3 separate regions of the Mus musculus genome follow, and all the other regions are linked to region 1. A link is a loop called in an ENCODE intact Hi-C map of the cell type or tissue named here. Cell type or tissue: left cerebral cortex. All regions are shown on one strand. Region 1 holds the start of Gm32382 (a long non-coding RNA gene). Region 2 has its middle 7.2 kb from the start of Gm22379. Region 3 has its middle 5.2 kb from the start of Gm32045.

Region 1 (2,500 bases):
GGAGATGGAGTTTGGTATTCTGTTTTTTTGGTTTGTTTGGTTTTTTGGTTTTAATTCTTCACCTGAATTCAGTTAGCATCTATAAATGTAGGCGCCTCACCAGCAGCCAGCCTGAATCATGTGACTGAGCTCTTGCTTTCTCGTGGGATGGAAGTGTCCAGCAGAGTTAGTTGAAGATATAAAGGTTTGGTAGCTGAGACCAAGAGGAGAGAGAAATGTCTACAGTTCCCAAGAAAGACAGACATAGTCTGTGTCAATAGGCTAGACAAACACCATCAAAGGGAAGAGTCAAGGATGTGTGATGGCTGAGGAGGTGGACGGGTAAACTGAAAGCTATCAGGAAGCTGTGTTTGGACTGAGACTGCCGAGAGATATACTTAAGGAACAGAGTTTAGGGCTCTCTCTAGATGGCTGGAGGACCTCATTCTAAGAGCAGAAAGGGGGCTGGAGAGATGGCTCCAGGTCTAAGAGCCCATATTGCTCTTATCAAAAACCTGAGTTTGGTTCCCAGTTCACAAACACCCGAGGACACTTGGGGACCTGTACCGGTTTGTTTATTTTTGTCAACTTGACCCAAGTTGGGGGTCATTTGAAGAGGAAACCTCAATTGAGACATTCTCTCCATAAGACTGGTCTGTGGGCAAGCCTGAAGGGGCATTTTCTTGATTAATGATTGCCCATGGGGTGGAGGTTGGGCACTCACTGTGGGTGGTCCTATCTCTGGGCACATGTTGCTGATCGGTGTAAGAAAGGCAGCTGAAGGTGAACCCACGAGCAAGCCAGTAAGCTGTCTGCAGCTCCTGCCCTGACGGACTGTCTGCAGCTCTGTCTGCAGCTCCTGCCCTGACGGACTGTCTGCAGCTCCTGCCCTGACTGGCTGTAAGTTGCAAGATGAAGTAAACCCTTTCCAGTCCAAATTGCTTCTGGTTGTGTTTATTACAGCAGTAGAAAGCAAACTATAAACAGGATCCAATACCTTTTGCTGGGCTCTGCTGTCACCAGTGCCCACACACCCTTGCACGTGGGCATGCACACGTGCACACACACACACACACACACACACTCCTGTCACACACACACAATACTCACAGAATTCAAAATAATAAAAATAAATCTTTAAAAGAAATCCCAACCACATCTGCTGCCCTAAGATTCTTTGTTTGTGCTAGAGGAAGTTTGGGGGAATTTTTGTGTTATTTAAACAATACATTTGCCGTGGGCATTTAGCCTATAAATCCATGCACAGTTATCCATGCTCAGGCAAAGAACACACAAGCATTAAGTCTCAACCACGCTGATAGTGTGGATCTTTCCAGAAAAACCTCCATAGGAGAAAAAACTTCTGATGCCTTTCTATTTAATACAAATCTCAAGCTTGCTTGATACCAATAACTATCCATTCAAATTGAAACGCACCCAGGCTTTGTGCGTGTCACCCAGCTCAGACAGCACATCTCACCCACCAGTAGTCGCCAACAGCATACAAAACAAATGGTGTTGTCTTAGTGCCAAGCCGATTTAGCAGTTGATCACTACTGCCATCTATAGGTAACATGTAGCATGACACCTCGGCATCGATTGTGGGCAAGATACAGCTGCTGCGCTGGAGGAAATTACCAGGGTAATTTTTTAAGTTTTTGTGTATTTGTTTATGTCCTTGTGCCATGCATGGTTCTCGTGTGAAGGTGAGGGGACAAATTGTGGGAGTCAGTGGTTCCCTTCCACAACGTGGGTCCTGGGAATCTGGCCATCCGGCTTTATGGCAAGGAAGGTAAAGAACTGGGTTAATGGAGGCTAGGAACTAGGAGTAGGAGCTGCGCTGGTTACTAGCTACAAAGTTTCCGTTTTTTCAAGAGGAAAAGAGTCCTGGGGATATATGATGGTGTTTATAAACAGTGAGTGTTCAATCCTTTTATTTATTTGTTTGTTTGCTTGATTGTTTGTTTTTCGAGACAGAGTTTCTCTGTGTAGCCCTGGCTGTCCTGGAACTCTGTAGTCCAGGCTGGCCTCGAACTCAGAAATCCGCCTGCCTCTGCCTCCCAAGTGCTGGGATTAAAGGTGTGCGCCACCACTGCTCGGCCAGTTTAAAATGGAAAGTGTTTTGCATATGCTATGGCAAAGAAAGATCACCGTCACAGCAGCTTGGAGTACAGATAGCACAAGACTGGTCACAAACACACAAAAGCTTATATTCATCATCGTATTTCTATCTTTAAAATTCCGAGGCCCGAGGGGTGGTTCGCTGGGACAAGGTGCATTTGCTGCCAATAGGGAAGACCCCGTGTTCAAGCCCCAGGATCCTCGGGTGGAGAGGTAGAACTGACTCTCACAAGCTGTCTTTGGGCTCGGGAGAGAAGCTCGGGGGAGGCAGAATCCTGTCTGTACGTGGAAATTTACTCTGCTGTGACCTCTCCATCAGAGGAGCCACAAAGGATAGCTGGGCTAAGATGTTGCACATTGTCTAAAAGGGACAGGAACAACAGCCGAGACAACTCCTCTG
Region 2 (2,500 bases), 53 kb after region 1:
AAAAATGATTACATTTATTAATTGAAAGAGGAGTGTGTGTGTGTGTGATGTGTGTGTGTGTGTGAGATGTGTGTGTGCTGTGTGTGTGTGCTGTGTGTGTGTGAAATGTGTGTGTGAGATGTGTGTGTGTGAAATGTGTGTGTGAGATGTGTGTGTGATGTGTGTGTGTGATGTGTGTGAATGTGTATGTGTGTGTGATGTGTGTGTGACTGTATATGTGTGTGTGATGTGTGTGTGTGATGTGTGTGTATGTGTGTGCGTGTATGTGTGTGTGTGATATGTGTGTGAGTGTATATGTGAGTGTGTGTGTGTTTGTGTGTGTGTGTGTGTCAGTGGATAGCTTGTAGGAGTTGATTCTTCCCTTCCACGATGTGTGTCCCTGGAATTGACTCTCACTGTCAGGCTTGGTGGCAAGTGCCTTCACTCATGCCGCCATCTCGCTGGCCCCAACACTCTTTATTCTAGTTATCCCAACATGGCTTACGGAAGATTCACTTGCTTATTAACTCTGCTGAGCACACCCTCTTAGTTTCACTTGTGTTTATTTAACTTGGTTACGGGAAAACCAAGCACCTTACGGTCATTCCAGAATCACCCAGATAAGACACCTTATCTGTGACTGCACAGGAACCACGGATCACTGGCGGATTTATTAATACGGGTTAGCAAATGTGTAGCAGGCGTTGGGTGTGACTTTCACACTCACTCATTCAGGGGAAGGCAACTTTTAAACGCTGTGCATTTACGGAACGTGGTGCTGTCACGGTACACCGTGCATGATTGCACATCTATACCTTATTATTCAATGTCGGAATACGTCACGTTTAGCCATCCATTCCCCCCTCTTACGACCGACCGTAAGTCAGGCCTCTTGTAGCCTTTCCTAGGTGTGTGGGTGAGGAGAGCTAAGAACCCCAATCACCTTGAACACGCGCTAGGGATCCACACATCCTGCCCACTCTTGCAGTTGCATATCGTGACCAGTAGGTGGCGGCCACACACCAATAAGACACTGTGGCCACCGACTCAGCTCAGAAGGCTCAGAAGGGAGGTGACCTGAAACTAGAACTCTTCTTAAGAATGATTGGCCGTGGAAGTAAATGGAAGCAGAAGACCAGAGCTGAGGCTAAGACGGCTGATTACTTACTTCCGATATCCGGTCTTCCAATCCTCTATCTTCCCAGGACCAGAGAGTTTAGCTTTAATTTCCTTACTGAGAAAGACAGCCGTGAGTCACTTGGTGAGAAGTTAGTGGAAGGATGTTACTGAGCATCAAGTACAGCACCATGCAACTACTAAGTACACAGTACTCTGGAGGAACTGGAACACCATAGAAACTTAATATCTTGTCGTTGAGAAGTAGTCACAAATTGAGCGCTCTACACCTGGAGGATATTATTTTCGCCCCGGTTTCTCTAATCCTTGTTGTTGGGGGAGGTGTTTGTGCACTGTGTAGTCACATGCTGATTTCTGGCTGCAGCCTGGCCCTGGGTGTTGTCATTATTTTTGTTTGTTTGTTTGTTTGTTTGTTTTTCCAGACAGGGTTTCTCTGTATAGCCCTGGCTGTCCTGGAACTCACTTTGTAGACCAGGCTGGCCTTGAACTCAGAAATCCACCTGCCTCTGCCTCCTGAGTGCTGGGATTAAAGGCGTGTGCTACCATGCCCGGCTCCGGTGTTGTTATTATTATGAAGCTTTTCATGACATTTCGTGATTTTGTAAAACACGGTTGTCCACCATCTTCTGACTGGTCAGTAAAGAGCTGGTCAGCTTATGTCTGGGCTGGAGAGGATAAGAGAGCCTTCTGTGCCCAGAGAGAGAAGGCAGAGGGTATCAGATGGGGGAAGAGATGCCAAGAGGGCAGGACTGAGGAAAGCCAGAGGGAGACCAAGATGGCAGGAATGCCCTGTGGCTGGAAAATAGTCCAGACCAGCACAGTCCAGTTAGAATATCAGAATCTGCCCAGCTCAGTGCCTGAAGTTTTCAATAAATATACCAGGTCTCTGTGTCATTATTCAAAGCAAGGGCAGGCATAGAAAAGCTCACCCTTTTACATTTGGCACCCAATTAATTCCTGCCGCACAGAAAAGCCCCTTACACTTACACCATGTTTTGTAGAAGGGCATCTGACACTTCACCGATGGTCTAATAGACTTACATGGAGCCCTTTCACGGAACCCTCCAGTTCTCTACACTCTGGGTCAGTCCTTCCAAGGTTGGGAGTATCCAAGGCAAAAGTGATGCCAGTGGGGTTATATCCTAAAGACAGGGGTTTCCCCACGGTCCGGAGCCAGTGTGCCTCCCAGCAGTGCTTCATCAAAGAGAAGAGAATGGTGCTCAAGAGCAGCCATCCCACTTGCCCTGGTGCTGCAGCGGGTTATCAGTCTAATAACAGATTGATCACGAAGAAGAGGGAAGCCACAGAGAAAACACCCTGGACACTGCACTTCCTCCCTTATAAATATCCATAAACAAACAGAAGCAGCGGGCTTCACAGCAAA
Region 3 (2,500 bases), 600 kb after region 1:
TCAACTGCTCCCTCCTAATTTTCTCACTACCTCCTCTTTCTGTGAGCTTTAATACTTGGCCAGGACTCAGTTCTTTAGCATCTCCTTCGCTCTGTCTATGCTTTCTTGGTGGTTTTGTTAGCCCTGTTACTAATTAATATTTCAAATGCAGTGGCTTGAATGGTACCCATTTGAGCTCTCAGAGCTATAGGTTTCAAATAGGAGTTATGGTGCGGTTGTGCCCTCTGCTTAGTCTCAAAAGTTGAAGTCAAGGGTTGAGCTCGGCTGACCTTTCATGTGACCTTTGGAGTGTGCTTTGGAATGCCTTTGGGAGTTAGCTGAATTCAGTCCCCTGAGGTTAGAGGATAGGGTGCTGCCTTGTCACGCAGGATGTCAGCCCGGAGCTGCTCCCAGCGCTTGAGGCCTACCTCTTCCTGCTTCATGGGCCTACCCTCCAAGGCAACAATAGCAAAAGTTGCAGGCTTCCCGGACTTCCTCATTCCTGCCTCTCTCAGGCCTTTCCTCTTCCATCTCTCTGACTGAGCCAAAGAAAACCCTCTGCCCTCAAAGGCTCTCATATATTTATCAGATCCCTCCTGGCCATCTAGGACACTCCCTCTCTTCAGAAGTCAGGACCTTAGCCATACGCGCAAAGCCTTGTTTGTCATGGAACACAACAGTCACACACCTAGCTATCAGAGTATGGGCATGTTAGGGAGACGCCTCTGTTTGCCACAGGCTACCAAGTTGCTCTCCCTATTTACACACTCGAATTTTTCCAGCCATGGCTTCTTATCTTATAGTAGAGCCACCGGCATCCTCATAAGGTCTGATCTGCTTTACATAATCCTCATTGTCCAAGCCTTCTGCGACACTCTAACATCCTTGCTGCTGCCCAAACACATGCGCATTGTATTCTGATCCCTGTTCTTCCTTAACACTGAGTCCACATCCCTCCCCTCTGTCTGACTCATCCCCTCGCAGCTGATCTGTGTTTCTACCTTCACACCAAGACTCCCTGGCCATTTGTCGAAAAACAGCATCTTGAAGCAGGATTTGTAGCCCTTGCACCTAATCTCAGAGCTTGGGAGACAGAGGTAGAAGGATCTCTGGCGGTTCAAGGTTGGCATGATGTACATGGCTAGTTCAAACATAGCTAGAGCTACATAATAACGAGACCCTGTCTCAAGAAAGAAAAATTACATCTTGAGGCTGGAGGGATGACTCAGAAGTTAAGAGCACTGGGTGTTCTTCCAAAGGACCTGAGTTTGGTTTCCACAACCCAAATGGTGGCTAACAAATGTCAGTAACTGTAGTTCCAGGGGATCTGTCTCCCTCTTCTGGGCTCTTCTGACATTGCACATACATACATGCACACAGACATACCTGCAGGCAAAATACCATAAAATAAAAAATTAAATAAACCTTAATAAAATTAAGAAAGAAAATTATATCTCCCAGATTCCCAGGTCTCCCTATCTGTCTTCCACACTTTATTTCTCTTCATAGAATTTTTCATTTTCAAATGTAATATAATATGTTATAACATAATAATATAATATAATACAATATAAATATTTTCTGTTATACTCACTAAAACAAGCACCACAAAGAGGGCATCTCCAGTCATTTGTTTACTGCTGTATCTCCAATGCTTGCAGCATGGCTGGCACACAGAAACTGCCCACTACGTTTCTATTAAAGGGCTGAATACATGCGTATTAAATAAGAAGCAAAGACGAAACCTGGGGTTTCAGGTAGGTCAGGACTGGCCCTTAAATCTTGTGCACAAAACTGTGAACTTCAAAGAGACCAGGCAAGAACTCCAGCATGTACTTGGCAGAGCTCTTAGTCTCAGGATTTGCTGGGTAGTGTCAGTGTGAATGGCTACATTGTGCACACACATCATTCCATCTGACTCATACAACTTCTGAATTCTTTGTGATTTCATTCTTCTTATTTATGCCTTTTTATAGGATGTTGTGTAATAGTTTCCCCTGAGATTAAAACACTTCATCCTGCAGAGAAGCTCTTTAAGTAGGAAGGTAACCAACTCAGAACAGCTTCAGGAAGTTCCTGAAACTGACCAGAAGATCCTCTAGGCCCCTCCTTCCCAGAGTAAGCAATAAAGCTGCCCAGAGCTCTCCTCAGAAGAGCCTAGCTACAAAGAACACTGGCTGACAAGACAACTTGCAAAAAAAAGGACTCTGAGATCAGACTGGCTGCCTGGAAGAAGCTGGAGCTAGCTAAACTGTCTGAAAGAAGTTTAGATCCGAGACATCAGGAAAGTACACCCTCTAACCTGTGAGCTGCCTGTAGGCTGTGCAGCAAGCTCTAGACTCCCATATTTTGTGATTTGTCACTCATGCTGGGGTGGGTCTTGGTGATGCAGCTCTCTGTGTTATTTCTGCTTCTGTACAGAATCCTCATGTACTGGCTGGTTTTGTGTGTCAACTTGACGCAAGCTGGAGTTATCACAGAAAGGAGCCTCCCTTGAGGAAATGCCTCCATGAGATCCAAC

The links. A loop is a pair of places that touch in the nucleus more often than their neighbours do. Peaks named below come from ENCODE experiments on the same cell type or tissue, not always from the same donor. Only the 100,000 strongest peaks of a DNase experiment are listed, where the experiment ranks them.
Region 2: it touches region 1 in a loop (2.2-fold over the local background); 14 of 42 quality-filtered maps call a loop at or near these places.
Region 3: it touches region 1 in a loop (2.1-fold over the local background); 13 of 42 quality-filtered maps call a loop at or near these places.

The regions. Positions count from the first base shown.
Region 1 is chr14:118,819,321-118,821,820 of GRCm38, reverse strand. Gm32382 (a long non-coding RNA gene) reads left to right here and starts at 1,576. Exons shown (of 3, transcript XR_383773.4): 1 at 1,576-1,621. It also overlaps a transcript of Cldn10 not described here. In left cerebral cortex, a CTCF peak has its summit at 1,542 (motif pointing left); a DNase peak (open chromatin) is centred at 1,521.
Region 2 is chr14:118,766,713-118,769,212 of GRCm38, reverse strand. No RefSeq gene overlaps it. Among named protein-coding and RNA genes, the nearest start is that of Gm22379, 7.2 kb to the left of the region's middle. In left cerebral cortex, a CTCF peak has its summit at 975 (motif pointing right); a DNase peak (open chromatin) is centred at 988.
Region 3 is chr14:118,219,891-118,222,390 of GRCm38, reverse strand. No RefSeq gene overlaps it. Among named protein-coding and RNA genes, the nearest start is that of Gm32045, 5.2 kb to the left of the region's middle. In left cerebral cortex, a CTCF peak has its summit at 1,317 (motif pointing left); no DNase peak of the experiment used is centred here.